Linked DNA regions of Homo sapiens: region 2 is linked to region 1. Evidence: chromatin loops called from intact Hi-C (ENCODE). Cell type or tissue: B cell. All regions are shown on one strand.

Evidence for each region. Peaks named below come from ENCODE experiments on the same cell type or tissue, not always from the same donor. Only the 100,000 strongest peaks of a DNase experiment are listed, where the experiment ranks them.
Region 2: it touches region 1 in a loop (6-fold over the local background); 4 of 110 quality-filtered maps call a loop at or near these places.

Annotation. Positions count from the first base shown.
Region 1 is chr6:27,173,081-27,181,080 of GRCh38, reverse strand. It overlaps TRI-AAT5-2 (tRNA-Ile (anticodon AAT) 5-2), which reads left to right and starts at 3,793; the gene lies at 3,793-3,866. RefSeq lists enhancers at 2,636-2,695, 3,046-3,145, 3,336-3,535, a silencer at 3,738-3,887 and a cis regulatory region at 2,877-3,954. In B cell, CTCF peaks have their summits at 3,006 and 3,207; DNase peaks (open chromatin) are centred at 2,870, 3,130, 3,900, 4,723 and 1 weaker place; H3K4me3 peaks cover 2,378 bases; H3K27ac peaks cover 888 bases.
Region 2 is chr6:26,591,095-26,599,094 of GRCh38, reverse strand. ABT1 (activator of basal transcription 1) reads right to left here and starts at 2,142. Exons shown (of 3, transcript NM_013375.4): 1 at 1,872-2,142; 2 at 985-1,181; 3 at 1-830. The coding sequence starts at 2,112. The coding sequence ends at 450. It overlaps TRY-GTA6-1 (tRNA-Tyr (anticodon GTA) 6-1), which reads right to left and starts at 4,221; the gene lies at 4,133-4,221. RefSeq lists enhancers at 1,854-2,293, 2,851-3,010, 3,111-3,260, a silencer at 5,220-5,514 and a cis regulatory region at 6,179-6,283. In B cell, CTCF peaks have their summits at 2,919 and 3,122 (motif pointing right); DNase peaks (open chromatin) are centred at 2,184, 3,154 and 4,124; H3K4me3 peaks cover 2,762 bases; H3K27ac peaks cover 1,884 bases; H3K27me3 peaks cover 750 bases.

The sequences.
Region 1 (8,000 bases):
CTTTAACTCCTGAGACAGTAAGGTCTTCGGCTGAACAGGATAAATCTGATGGGAGAAAACATAGGCAGGAGCCAGCTGCTCCCGAATTGACCAGGAAAGTGACTATTTCCAATTTGGGTCCCACCGTTAAATTTATCAAGGGCTCTTGGTGGGACTCAAGATGGAAGACGTAGAGCCCCTGAGCCCACTGTTCTTCAAATGTCATGAGTGAAAGGACTTTCTTTTCCCTCTCCCATTCGGGACATTTCCTCTTAAAATGTCCTGGCTTTCCACATCTGAAACATCTGTTTTTCCTTCTCCCCCTCCTGGTTCCCTGATTCTCAGGTTTCGTCCCTTTGCTTCCTGTATAGGGTCTGGCAGCCTGGTACTCAGAAGGTTTACAAGTTCTATTTCCCTGGGATGCCTGTTGAAAAGTTCCCTGTTGTAGGGTGGACAGCATAATTTTTGCCTTTTGCTTCTGCCTTTCCTCATCCCTCCGTACATATACCTTTTGGACCTCTCTTTAAAGTTCCTCTATGGGACAGTCTTTCTAATTTTCTATCTTTTATAATTTCTTTATAGTGTCTGGCCAACTATTGGTGACAAAGTGGAGCTTTAACATCCTTTGTCCTAGTGGGTCCTCTATGTCCAAACCTGCGTATTTTCTTATCTGTTCCTTAAGTCTGTTTAAGAATTCCATGGGCCCTTCATCTTTCTCTTGCTGTACATTAAATGCTTGGGAAATGTTTTGGGTTGGAGGAACTGATTCCTGAATCCCTTTAATTATCATATCCCTATCTCTCATGTTTTCCCGGTGAGCCGCACTGTTGTTATCCCATTGAGGGTCCTGGGCCGGGAATTTATGCTCTGCTGCAAGGACATTCTGACGAGGGGGGTGCTTGCGCTCCCAGGCTATCATAGCAGCCTTGCAGATCATGGTTCTTTCCTCTCCTAAGAAGAGAATACCTAGAATAGACATCAATTCAGCCCAGGTATACAGTTGTGGCCCCATAAATTGGTCAATTTGATCTGAGACTCCAAAAGGGTCATCTAACAGTGGTTTGAGTCTCCTTTTTAGATTTCTAACTTCTTCACTAGCTAAGGGGGGCATTTACGAAGCCAATATCCCCTCCTCCTAGTGGTACTTCCCTCAAGGGAAAAAAGGTTGGGGCAGACTTCTTTGAAGAGAGGAAAGGAAAGTTTTGAATATCCCTTTGGCATTGTTCTATTTGCCACTGGAGCTTTCCTAAGGGAGGGGCATGTTCGAGTGGCTGTCCAACGGGGGTGTGTGGTGTCAAGGCCCATGGGGCAGGGTTATATGGGGGAGGGACGGAGTTTTAGCTTGGGGCAGAGGGGTAGGTGCGGGAAGGGCTGTTGTTCAGTCGGGGCGGAGAGGTAGGCAGGGGAAGGTGGTCTAGAGGATCCCGTGCATCTTTGGATATAGAATATGACTTAGCTAGGTCGTCTTTGGGGGGTTTTGAGTTTGGCTTTGCTTTTTCGTCCTTTAAGGGATAGAGAAGGACAGGTCCTTGTCTCCAACATAGAGCATAATCTATCTCCTCTTGAGAAACTGGGCTTTTATCATTGACATACTGGATCAGGAGTTGGCATATCCAGTCCTCGTCCCACCCAAACTTTGGCCAAAAGACCGAAGGTCTGAGGATGGGTTCCTTAGTCCAAATAAAACAGCAGTACTTTATCATTTGCTGTCTTTTCTTGTGTTTGGTCCTTTCATTATCCTTCCAGTATTTTAACATTAGGCCTAGGGGACTGTGAGGGAAATTTTATTGTCTGCTTGGCCTTTTAGAGTCTCTGTCTTACTTGGGGTTATTTCCCATCCTGGAGGTTGGTGAGGCTTAATATATAATATTAGAGATCTCTTGCACTCCCGTGTCTTAGAGGCTCAACCTCCCCTTTTTCCACTGGAGGTTTCTTGCACTCTCGTGAGCACTCACTTCGTCCTTATTGGCTGCTTCCCTTGCGGGAATTTTAGGCACCTCTTAGCATTGGCGGGTAGGTGGAATCCCCTGATTGGAAAACCGCCCTAAGCCGTATGAGGTGACCACGGAACCAAGTCCGGACTCCGCACTCGCCTTGCGCCCAGTGGTATGTCTCACTCACACACTTTAAAACTCCAGAGACCCCAACCACCAAGGAAGGCTTTGCCGCCCCAATAGCAACGTTTCTTACCTTGGTCTGTGCACAGAGTTACCTGTGGTCGCCATGGAATTCTTTTTTTTTTTTTTTTTGAGACGGAGTCTCGCTCTGTTGCCTAGGCTGGAGTGCAGTGGCATGATCTCGGCTTACTGCAACTTCTGCCTCCCGGGTTCAAGTGATTTTCCTGCCTCAGCCTCCCAAGTAGCTGGGACTAAGGGCGCGCACCACCACGCCCGGTTAATTTTTGTATTTTTAGTAGAAACGGAGTTTCACCGTATTGACCAAGCTGGTCTCACAGAATTCTTAAGGATCCTCCCTACTGTCCGCGTTGCTGAGAGTCCGGATTTATTCGTCACTTCGGGCGGGACTCGATCCTCCGCTCCTGGGGCCACCACGAGGCAATGGGACGCGTCTCCCCATGAAAGATAATCGCTAGCCCCTCCCGAAGGAGAATGGGATCCCGGACGAGTCCCTAAGATTTACTGGAAACAAGTGCTTGGTGTAGCCAAAAGAAACCCTCACTTAGAAAATTCCTCAGCAAGGCATCTTTACTTCTGCAGAAGGGTGCTCCTTGCCTGTTACAATTGCAAGAGCACACCAAACAAAGGAGGTAAGGAGTTTTTAATCCTAACGCAGTTCCTGTTTCTGTGTCCTTCCCCTATTGGCTGGGGTTGGACCGCACAATCTAAGCTGATCCCGATTGGCTAAGACTTAAACTTTGGCAAATAGGGTAAACCCTGGATTTGCGAAAAAAAGGAGTGTATGTGTGTGGTGGGGGGCGGGGGGCAGGCAGGATTGACGTACAACTTTTGCAACTTATGACAAGAAAGTTGAGTCTTTGAAGAGGGACTTAGTTGTCCCAACACTCTGAGTTGCCTGACCCGGTCCTGGGCTCAGTTCCTCCCAGATACCGGCGTTTATCATTGGTGTAGATAATGGTGACTTCCCTTGTCTTAGATGTGGGTGTCTTGGTCTTCCCGGGACGGAAGGAGTCAGAGACTCTTGAAAGGAGCCGTCCCGCTGGTCCTTTCATTTACGCCGATGCCAGCCCGGCACTCGAGCATCACCAAGGGCCCGGTGCCCGGCACTGCAGGGCCAAGTCTGATTTTATCGTTTGTGGAGCTGCAAGCTTAGGACGCACAGCTGTGAATTTCGGGTCCTGGTGACTGCGGAACCACCGCGAGGCCAGGAGGCGAGACAGTGCACTTTCCCAGGTTCCCAGGCCTAAGAGCCCACCTGGCTGGAATGGTCTCAAGGAGCAGAGAGGAATCCGCACCCTCCGAGTCCTCCGAACCCTCCGATCCTGCGAACCTGCGGCGGCTCTGCGGTTGGTTCCGTGAGGAACTGGCCGCGATCGCAAGCTTGGAGCTGCTTTTTGGTTTGTTCTGAGTCCTTCACCTGGTGAGGGGAAGGAAGCCCTGCTTGGGGTCGTTGAATCTGAGTTTTCTCCAGTCAGAATCAGTGGTTTGAGATTGTTTTCCCTGAAACAGCATGGTTTTCCTGTGCCTACAGTGAGGAATTCTCCTTTTCTTAAAAAAAAATATATTTTATTAATAAAAGGGAAAGTAACGCTTCTATTACAAAAAAAAAAAAATTCAGCGGGCATGGATCAGGTATGATTTAAATAAACATAAGAAAAGACCCTCCCACCAAGGAGGCCGGTTAGCTCAGTTGGTTAGAGCGTGGTGCTAATAACGCCAAGGTCGCGGGTTCGATCCCCGTACGGGCCACTTCCGTGGGTTTGTTTTTTTTTTTTTTCTTCTTTTTCGTTTTTATTTTACACCGACCACACCTCGCTTGTAAACTTCGGTTTTACATCGAACTCCGTAGCCTCGCCTATCCATTTATAAATGTAGTTGCACTAGCTAGACAGGAATTTTTTTCTTTTTTCTTTTTTTTTTTTCTTAAATCGACCACACCTGGATTGTATACTACCGTCTTACATCCAACTCCGGAGCGCTGCCTATCCATTTGTAAATGTGGTCGCAATAGCTAGACAAGCATTAGATTTGCACGTTTTTTATTCTTTTGAAGAAATAATATACGAGTTAGGATGAAAAGGTTTTTCTTATTTGTTTGTTTTGTTTGTTTTTGAGACAGAGTCTTGCTCTGACGCCCAGGCTGGAGTGCAGCGGCGCGATCTTGGCTCGCTGCAACCTCCGCCTCCCAGGTTTAAGCAATTCTTCTGCCTCAGCCTCCCAAGTAGCTGGGATTACAGGCGTGTGCCACGATGCCTGGGTAATTTTTGTATTTTCAGTAGAGACGGAGTTTCACCATGTTGGCCAGGCTAGTCTTGAACTCCTGACCTCAGGTGATCCGCCTGCCTTGGCCTCCCAAAGTGCTGAGATTACAGGCATGAGCCATCGCGCCCGGCCAGGATGAAGATTTTTTAAAGGAAATTCAATGAGGTGGGTGGGTGATTTTAGAAAAGGGTTAAATAAGAATTCGATAATGTCTTGTATTATTTTGGGAAAAAAAAACTTTCTGAGATAATACTATTTTGACATATTTTAAGCTTTTGAAAGAGATCATATTGATTCTTCTCCTAGTTGATCACTCAGTTGGTTAAATTGTTGTGTTTGTAGCTTTGAGGGCGAGGGTTCAGTCTACGTGGGAAAAAGCCAGACTTGTGACGTTGCTTTCTGCCAAGCTCCAGACACTCAGCCACAACTGCTCAGTGTTAAAATAGATCCGTGGTTAGCCTTAGGCTTATATTTGACAGCTGTTCTCGATGTGGCCCATACCAAGCCATTTACGATGCGGCCCTTACCAAGCCATTTACAGTTCATTAAACAATTTTTGAACATATATCGTAAAAGCGATAGGTTTGAAATGTGACAAAAATGGAGTGCGTGGTGGGAGACAGGAGGGCCAGAGCCTCTGGGTCCACTCTAAGTCTTAGCACCTCGCTCTTTCTGTCCTGCGCTTTCTTTTTTTTTTTCTTTTTTTCTTTTTCTTTTTTTTTTTTTTTTTTGAGACGGAGTCTCGCTCTGTCGCCCAGGCTGGAGTGCAGTGGCGCAATCTCGGCTCACTGCAAGCTCCGCCTCCCGGGTTCACGCCATTCTCCTGCCTCAGCCTCCCAAGTAGCTGGGACTACAGGCGCCCGCCACTACGCCCGGCTAATTTTTTGTATTTTTAGTAGAGACGGGGTTTCACCGTTTTAGCCGGGATGGTCTCGATCTCCTGACCTCGTGATCCGCCCGCCTCGGCCTCCCAAAGTGCTGGGATTACAGGCGTGAGCCACCGCGCCCAGCCCTGTCCTGCGCTTTCTTGGAGTCTGGTCACTGGGTCCCCGTGTGCCTGGCACGTGTCTCATTTACATTTCTTCCTTCACTCTTCATCCTCCCAACATATTTTTACCCTTCTCTTATTTTAAAACATGGGTTGCTATGAAAATGACATTAACAATATTGATAAATAATGAGGTAAATAATGGCTCAAAAACAGCGCCAAGGACATAGTGGGCGAATCACAAAGGGAAGGGGCTCCCTCTGTTTTGCTCAGTGCTGTGATTTTTCACGTCAAAAACAGTAAGTAGCTCAAAGTCAGCGACTGAAAAAGATTTCTTTAGAATAAATTAATGAAGAGTACCTACTACTTAGTCCATTGTATATTAGATGATATATACAGATTTAAGTATAAGAAGGATTCCACAGGTAGTTGCTGACTTTGAAAACGAAGGGAGCCACCAGCCAGAGAACTCAGGCATCTGCTAGAAACTGTGAACAACCTGTAAACCGTTATCTCAGTCCTACAGCTGCAGGGAACTGAATGCTACTGACAACCTGAGTGAGTTTGAAAACGAATTCTCCCCTAGAGCCTCCATGAGGAACATGGCCGGGCCTGCTGACGTTTTGGTATTAGTTTGATGACACCCTGCCAGACTTATAACGCACAGAACTGTGTGATAATGAATGGATGTTGTTTTAAGCTATTAAATTTGTGGTAGTTTGTTAAGGAAGTAATAGAAAAACTAACAAAACAAGAAATTGTTAACCCACCCACACTTCCTACTATCTATCCTGGGTTATCTTCCTCTCTTCAGTGCAGTGTAAGATGAAATATGGTTTCAAAATGAGGGACAATAATTTTCAACATCAACACAGTAAGAATGAAAAAAAAGAGGGAGCTTCTTAGGATCCATTAAAAATTAAGGATATAGATATGCATATATATGAAAAGTTAATACATTCACATAAACAGTAACTAAAAGTGAAGATTTTCTTCTTCCTCATAACCCACATCTGCTCAGTTCTCAGCACTACCTCCTATATATGACAATTCTTCTTAGTTTCCTATGTATTCTCCTTAGTGTTCTTTGTGCAATAGGTGCAAATATACATAATACATTTTACTTTTCCTTTCTACTTATGTAAAATATAACATTATACACACTATTTTACATTCTGCTTTTTTCACTTGATATGCCTTGGAGATGTCTAATTTAGCAACACTTGTAATGCTTTCAAACAGCATTATATGCTGTACAGAAATAAAACTTTTTTTTTTTTTTGAGACAGAGTTTCCATCTTGTCGCCCAGTCTGGAGTACAGTGGTGTGATCTTGGCTCACTGCATCCTCCATCTCCCAGGCTCAAGTGATTATCCTGCCTCAGCCTCCCGAGTAGCTGGGATTACAGGCACCCGCCACCATGCCCGGCTAATTTTTGTATTTTTAGTAGACACGGGGTTTTGCCATGTTGGCCAGGCTGGTCTCGAACTCCTGACTTCAGGTGATAACCCCACCCCCACCTCGGCCTCCCAAAGTGTTGGGATTACAGGCAAGAGCCACCGCGCCCGGCTGAATCTAGACCATTTAAGTTCATCCCACAACTGAGGATAGGAAGTATATAAGCAGGATTGGAGAGAGAGAGAGAAGATTACACCTTTACTTTAATAATGTGAATAAAACTCTATATGAAGCCATGTGATATTCCAAAGAGTCTTCAAGTAGGGGATCCATAACACTCTGTTGATCAAAGGAAATTACATATTCATTTGTTAAAAGATGACTTTCAGAAAAAGCTAAATCCGTAGCTCTCATACAGATATAAAAATAAGCATACGATCGAAAAGAATAAAATGCTTCAGAATAAATTTAACCAAGGAGATGCAAGAATTGTACTCTGGAAAATACAAAACATTGCTGAAAGAGATTAAAGATGTTAGAGTGCTCATTGCAATTAAAACAAACAAAACAAATATCAACAAGGAGGCACTAAGCCTATTCTGACACCGCTGGTCTGTAGTACCAGAAGTCTTGTTGATGCAAAGTTTAAGTAAATTATATTTTAATGAAAAGGTAGATAAAACATTGTACAACAGTACTCTAGGCCACCAACAAAACTATGACAGACATCCAGGCACGGTGGCTCAGGTCTGTATTCCCAGCACTTTGGGAGGCCGAAGTGGGTGGATCATTTGAGGTCAGGAGTTTGAGACCAGCCATGGACAACATGGCCAAAACCCATCTCTACTAAAAATACAAAAAAAAAAAAAAAAAAAAAAAAAAAAAAAGCCAAGCATAGTGGTGTGCTCCCTTAATCCCAGCGACTCAGGAGGCTGAGGCATGAGAATCTCTTGAACCCAGGAGGCAGAAGCTGCAGTGATCCGAGATCGCGCCACTACACTCCGGCCTGGGTGACAGATATGAGACCCTGCCTTTAAAAAAAAAAACCGAAAAAGAAAAAGAAAAGGAAGCTGTAACAGACACACTAAAAGCCCTCCAGCTTTAACTTGTAACATAGCTTCATTCTCAAAGCTGACTTCTTTTTTCTTTTTCCTGAGTATAGAACAGTTAAAATTTCAAACAGCTCCTTGACACTGCTTTTCATGTCCAAACCAGACATTTTGTTGTAATTCGAT
Region 2 (8,000 bases), 580 kb after region 1:
TCTTCCCAACCCAGTCCACCCCATTAACTCAATTTTTTCTACATAAAAAAGATGCTAATACCACCCTCACCTGTGACTGCTAAACAGAGAAAGATTGCCTGGACTAGGCATTATCCTCCTAGTTGGAAATAAAGGCCCTTTCTGGGGGCAGGAAGTGGGATTTTCAGGGGACCCTACAGACGTAGGCAGCCAAGAGTCAAACAAAACAAGCATATGCAATAGTCATAATTATGCTAGTATGACAGTATGAATTAGGTGACTCAGCCAGGCACATACAGGAGTTCGGAGTGGGGACAGTGGAAGCCCACAAAACTCCATGTTTGGGCCATCAGTAGACACTTGGTCTGAGAAACACAGTAAAATGTCTGCCCGGGTAGTCACGATCATTCTAGTATGAGGTAGACAGGAAGCAGAGCAGGGCCAGGAAATGGAAGGGGCCACCCAGGCCCTCAGGAGTCCCTGACAAGGGAAGGTCCCTCCATGCTCTCTGAGGGTGGCGGGGCTCCAAAGATCCTGGCCAGGAGCCCTTTGTTGGAGCGGGCCTTGTCCTGGGCAGTTGCCAGGCGAGCCCGTTCACGTCCCCCTGGCCGTGCTGCTTTACGGGCCCTCAGTTCCTGCTCAGTAGGACGCTGGGCAAATGTCCAGGAGCCATCTGGGCGAGCAGGGTCCCCATCGGCCGCAAGAAAGCGTTGTCCCCGTTCCACACTTTGAAGATAGAAGTCGGTCTCACGCTTGGCTTGAGCAACCTCCGCTCTCAAGCGCTGCCTGCGCACCTGGCGCTCAAAGGCGAGGTGCTCGCTGAGGTGGGACCAGGTGAAACGGTGCAAGTACTGTGGGCAGAAAAGAAGAAAAGATCAGGATAGTGCAGATTAGGGAGAAAGATGAGACAAGGGGACAAGGCCAATGAGAGGCCATGGGGATACTTGGGCCAGAGTTGGGGAGAAGGGAGGGTGAGAGGTGTGGCAGAAAGATCTATCTTCTCACCTTGAGGTTCCAAAGATCATAACGGAAGGGGCTGCGCCTGCGGGCACCCATAGGCGTGTTGTGTAGACTGGCCGCCACGCGCTTGGCTATGCGCTTGTCACGGAACTCCACCCATCCCTCGGTGTAGTCCTTGGTGTAGGACCGCTTTTTTCCTCCGGCAGCTGCTGCTGCCTTCTTCTTGCGTCTCACGAACCGGTCTGCGCGCCAAAGACAAAGACCCGTCCAGGACGCCTATGCAGCACTCACTCAAAAGCACCTCCCACTGCCCGCAACGTTCTTCACATCTGCCAGTGGGAGTCCCACCTGAAGAGTTTTTGCCCAGGAGGAAGGGAACTGTAAATCGCACCCTTTCCTCTAGCTAACTCAATTCTTTCCTTAATTGTCCACTCCTTAATCTGGCCAGCCCTGAACGCTGCTTAAAACCGGCACAAGTCCTCAGCCTCAATGTAAAATTGAGGGTGGAAAGAAGAGGGGCGGTTGATCAAATAGTTTCTTGACCTAGGCAGCAATGCTAAAGAGTTATGTTCAGTTTTGTAGAAAAGCTGACGAGACTTTTACTCAGGTTGTATTCATGTAACAAACCAGTAAACAGGTCCGGAAAGAGAGGTGAACAGAGCCGGGATAAGAACACAAATAGTAACAATCCGAGAACTAAAGAACCACCAGACACACTGCGCTACCCACTCTCCCCATATCCCCTCCGCCCGCCCACCCCAGCATCCTCACAGACTGATTCACCAGCCAGGAGCCAAGCACCGCACTCCCCACCCCCAAAATCCAGCAACTCGTGCCTCAGCCTCGCGCAGCGAAGCAACAGGACATGCATGCTTGCACCCCGCCAGCGAGCGACAACCTCCTCCTGTCACCGTCAGGGCCTGCATACTTACCCTCAGCCTGAAAGAAGACGCGTCCGACCTCGCCATAGGCGCTGAGAAGGTTGCGGACGTGCAGGGGCCGGAAGCGCGGCGGGATATGGCCCAGGTACACAATACCTGGCACTACCCGTTTCTTGCTGCCACAGGCCGCTTCTTCGGATTCCTCCTGCTCCTCCTCCGCATCTAGTGTCTGTTCTGTCCCTTCCAGCGGCTCTTGCTCCGTTGCGGCCTTCTCCGATTCCTCTGCCTCCATGTTGACTGACACGAGCGGCACGACGGCCGTAAAGTGCCTTGCCAACTGACGCAAAACGCGTGCGACGGCCTGAGACGAGGGGGCGGGTCCAAGGTGGTGATGACAAATGAAAGGAAATGATTGGGCAATACAGTCGGGTCCAGGGGAAGGCCGAGGGGAGAGGGAGGAAGTGGTGTGTCAGGTCGGAAGCCTGATTCAGAGCGTGGAAGCGGGATGGGAAACTTGGGTTAGGCTCAGATTCCCGGTCAGATCTCCAACTCAGGACAGGCAGAACCAGAAAAGGCAGATCCCCAAATATAACCTACCCTATAGAACGCCTTGTCGAGACGCTAAAAGGCGGGTTGATGCCGGCTTTTTAGGGAATTTTGCAGAACAATTTTAGAGAAGTTTCTATGTGTTCTAGCGATCAAAATAGCATTTTATTCAAGGGCCCCGGGTGCGATTCCAGCTGAGGAATGACTCACCTTTTAAAGTTTATAAATTTCATTTAAAAATTTTGAGTTTTGAGGTTTTAACTATTTCTGGAAATTTACCTCGGAATTTTGAATATTTTAAAATTTAATTTTGAAAACAGTTCAACTTTGGAAATTTAATTAGATTTAATTTTTGAAAATTTAAGTTGTGAACTTTCAGTTTAATATTTTACATTTGATTTTGTGAATGTCTGAAAATTTAAATGTGTGACAATTATTTGAAGAATTTGTTTGGCATCTATTACACGTGTGTATTGATACATTATCCATATGCATACTTATGTTGCAAATACTTGTCAGAGGCGCACAAGCCTCCAATTCTGGCGACCCCCCGGCGGCGCGCTTATTTCTGCTCTCCCTGGGTCTGTCCTCAGATTCCCTATCAGATCACAAACCACTTTTCCTTCTATGACCTACGCAACCGCAGAACGGACCGGGCCACGGCGGTCCTGCTCCCACCAGGCGGCCTGCGGACCATCCCTAAGCCAAGCTCAGGGCAGTTTTCCCCGCGCGGGCTCGGGTCCTCAGTCTCTTATCGTCGCCCGAGGGCGCGACCAGCAGGGGGCGCCGTCCCCACCCTTGAGGCGTTTCAGTTCTTCCCATCGGCGCCAGCGACAAGCTGACTGCAAAGGACAGTGCTGGGAACCGCGTACAAGTAATCCGGTTAGCTTTCTGGAAGCAGCCCGGGGCGAGTTTGATGACTATCAACATAAATCCGTCCTTGCTGCGGCCTGACAAAATTTCCCATCTCGCTCCAAGAGCGCAGAGTAGCCCAGAGAATGGAAGCAGGGAGTAAATGTGTCCACTATTAAAATCAGAGATGACAGTTTTTGCCAGTCCCCAAGTATATTTCTAAAGTAACAGGGCCCTGCACTCTTTCATGGAGTGTCTAAAAGTCTAATAATAGACTTCTCGAATTCAAACACGCCTGTTTCATTAACTTTATTGAAGAGAACTTTCTGTCAGGTAGGTGTCCACTGCTCCTTTTTTGAAGAGGAGCGGGGTACGATGAGAGCGATAAACTCCGTCTACTGCTATTTAATTATAAACACTGACATCTTCAAAACACAGTACAGTTAATGAAATGAGAACACGTGTTGGGGTGGCTTTAAAAGATCTGGAGCTAGGGGAGGGGCATGATGGATGCAAGAGTGTCGGTAAGTTGTGCCAGTGTGGTGGCTAATGGTAGCTATTAGCTATTTTCTCTACTTTGTATATATTTGAAATTATCATTAATAAAATGTTTATTCACACCAAGTATCAATATAACAGGGGGTGCTAAAGGACCGTGAAACCGACAAAAAAAAAAAAATGAAGCCTTGGGGCAGCGTGTTCTTCCCGTTCCCCACATTCCTCATGATCCCTTCTCAACTTGGTGAAAATCGAGTCCCACTCAACTGTCTGTGAAGCAACCCTTGTTAGCAATTTTCAGGGTGGATTATTTTCCTTCTCTGAGCGTCTTACAAATTCCTGAATAAGCAAGCTGCACATGCGTTCTCCAAGTTTCCTTATTTCAGGCCCAGAAGAGACACTTTTAAAAATGGAACTCCTCCGAGCCGGATTCGAACCAGCGACCTAAGGATGACCACATTCAAACCCCTACAGTCCTCCGCTCTACCAGCTGAGCTATCGAAGGATGTCATTACCCTCGTTTTGGATTCTTTAGGATTTACCTATTGCTTTTGACTATCCTGTATTCTTGTTCATTTTGAAAATATAGGGAAACGTGAGGAAATTTTCTAGGATATTAGAAATGTTCCAAAATGTTCTAAAATGTTCTTATCTGAGTAGGGATACTGACTATACAAGTATATGAACAATTCTCTTGAACATTTAAAATTTGTGGGTTTTACTGTAAAAATGTTTCACATAGGTCCAAAAAAATAAAAAATAAACAAAACCACACCAATATTCCATGTCCTCCTCCCTTAGAATAGATAGGACCATTGCCCTTATTGCGCGTGTTGTCCAGCTGTCCTGTCCGCTTAGCACCTCCTCTCTCTATAGGAAGTAAATAATAAAGACAAGGTTATTTTAGACAACTGGGTTGAAGAGGGGGGACCTACCGCCTTGAAGCGAAGTTACTGCCCAGTTCATTTCGGAAACATTGAGATTCTCCTTTCTGAAGGGCAAGGAAAATTACACAATTTGTATAATTTGTAATTTGTGTTCGAGACACAAAACAGAAGTGCGTTGTGTGTGTACATATGTTTAGGAATTGAGCGGCTCATATGATATTGCACAATTGTAATGGGACAAGTAAATGAAACACAACACTTCTCTCTCCCCCTACAATTTAAAAAAGAAATATAGCATTCTATTTACAGGTGTCAACCTAAATAACAAAGAGAAGCTCTCTGAAAGAAAATGATGTTTATTTGGGAATAGAGCATTGCAATGAAAATACGAGTGCCATAGGAAACTATGTATATTCAGGGAGGTAAAGGAAGACAAAGGTGTTTGTTTGTTTGTTTTTGAGTTGGAGTCTGGCTCTGTCGCCCAGGCTGGAGTGCAATGGCGCAATCTCGGCTCACTGCAACCTCCGCCTTCCGGGTTCAAGCAATTCTCCTGCCTCAGCCTCCCGGAGTAGCTGGAATTACAGATGCCCGCCACCACGCCCGGCTAATTGTTGTATTTTTAGTAGAGACGGGGTTTCACCATATTGGCCAGGCTGGTCTCGAACTCCTGACCTCATGATCCGCCCACCTGACCTCATGATCCAGAATATAAAGTGCTGGGATTACAGGCGTGAGCCACCGAGCTCAGCGACAAAGATTTGTAAGGGAAAAAATGAGAAGGATTATATAACTGTGTTGAGGTAATTATTGTCTGCTACAAAAATGGATAGCAAAGAGGAAGCTAGTCCGAGGTTGGACAGGCAGTTGTGGGGCAGATGTCCTTGTAGAAGTATTTTTTGTGTAAGATTGTGATGGCCTGTGCAAGATTGTGGTTTTTGCAGTCTTTTGTGATAGTTTTTGTTATCAAGCATGGCCTTTTCCAGCTCTATTAATTAGCGTTTTTAGTTTGTTTTGTGTGTTTGTGTGTTTTAACAATAGTGACTCCATTTTGATTCTGACAGTTTTCACAAAGGTATGCTGTCATGCTTTGCTAATAAGTACCTATCATGGTATTCAGCTTCCTCGTGCCTAAAACAGAAATGAACACCAATGGGAAGAACGGGAAGGCATCTGGAGAGACTTTTCTTTTTTATAAAATTATTAGAAGTATATGGAAATTATAAATTGTGAAATTTATGGAAAGGAGTGTTGGTGAATTTATTTATAAAAGATCATCACTTATTACAGTTAAAGTTCTCCATAATTGTAATCTTGACAAAAATACGGTTTTTTTTTTCAAAAGATCCTCTCCAGCGTTTCCCATGAGAAATATCTGCAGCAACATAACTAATATTTAATTCAGTTATTCAATTCATTGCCATGAGAAACTAAGAATATATGGTCTGGTAAATTCCTTTCCAATAATGTAACCTAGTCGGGGAAAATACGAGAAGCCAGAGAAGAGAAATGAGCAGATTCTTATGAGATGGTCTCTGCCCATATGAAGTGTACTAACTGAGCCTTGGACACCAGATGTGAAAGCAGTTGACCAACCCTGCCATTTCACCACCAAACCCCAGGATCTCAGTTCACATGCTTTCTCGAATAAAAGCTTCACTAATTTTCACAGGGGGCAGCAAACATACAGAAAAAAATGCTCAGTATGTTTCTCATCAGTTACTGCTATGCTCAGGAGCTCCCAGAGCCTCCTGACTCTCAGTGACACGGTACTATAGAGTTGATTTTGATCAGGAAGAACTCCAATAGCTAATCTCATCAATTATTTTCTTTACCTATAAACTAATCTTAGCATAAGAATCACACCTCAGGGCTGTTAAAGTTGGAATTTCATTTGCCTGAAATGCTCTTTCCCCTGATAATCCCCAATATTTGCCTCCTGGGAATACAAGAACAAGTAATTAGTACCTTTCCGCACTAGATTTCTGTATCACTTTGAGGGAAGACTTCCTTCTTCCTCTTCTTACAGAATCTGGTGTCAGAACGGCCATTCTATTTATTCCCTCTTGTTGCAGACACAAGTTCAAAATGGGTTTATGGCTAAATCTAACTATCTGAAATAATTCTTGGAAATGTATCATCATCACTTGATTACAATCTCACCCTGTAGCTTCTCTATTGTTTTAGCACCTTTTCAACTTGCGAATTGAGTCCTACCTAGATGGTTTTAACTTCTCTTGAAGCTTACAGACCACTATAATATTCCTATGGAATAAAAAGGAACAAACTATTGGTAAACGTAACAACAGGGATGAAACTCATCTGCATTATGCTGAATTTACAAAGCCAGATACAAAATGCTACATACTATATTATTCCTATGAAATTCTTGCAAGGGCAAAGCTATAGGGACAGAAAATATCCTTAGTTGCTACTGGGGTAGAAGATAGGGGAGAAATTAAGTATAAAAGAAACATAGTGATTCAGTAAGAACAAAATAGAAAAAGAAGAAGAGGAAGAAGAAGGAGAAGGAGAGGAGGAGGAGGAAGAGGAGGAGAAAGAAAGAAGGAAGAAAGAAGAAGAAGAAACAACTTCTTTCTTCTTTCCTCCTGGGAGGCTAGGCCTGGTGTCATGCCTGTAATGGCTTGAGCCCAGGAGTTCCAGCCTGCAGTAAGCTATGATGGAAGAACTGCACTCCAGCCTGGGTAACAGAGCATGACCCTGTCTATTAAAAAAAAAAAAAAAAGAAGAAGAAGAAGGAGAAGGAGAAGAAGAAGAAGGAGGAGGAAAAGAAGAAGAAACATGCAGAAATTTGGGGGTAGAGTGATATTATTATTCCATATCTTGATTGTAATGGTGATAACACGACTGTCTATATTTGACAAAATTTGCTACACTAAGGAGAATGTACATTAAAACTGATGACATTACTGTATGTGAATTGTACCTTAATCTAAAAAATGGGAAGAGTAACTTTCAAAGAATTAAAGAAGAAAAGAAAAGTGTAGCTTAGAATTTAATTTTGAAATCAATGTAATCAGTGTAATTACTTTATTATCAGACTAAACAGGAAAAGCCATATGATTATTCCAGTAGGTGTAGAAAAAAGCAATTGACAAAATTCAGATACATTTGTTAGAATTTCTGCAAAGTATAAAAGACATATTTAAGAATTCAACAGCTAATATATTTAGTGATGAAAAACTCAAATGTTTTGGCCCTAACATCAGGTCCAGAGCAAGGATGTCCACTCTCACAACTTCTATTCAGCATTATCCTAGAGATTCTAGCCAGTGCAATAACACAAGAGAAAGAAAAAAATACAGATTAAAAGGAAAAAGTGAGACTATCTTTATTTGCATGTAACATTATTGTCTACGAGAAAATACTGAGGAAACTT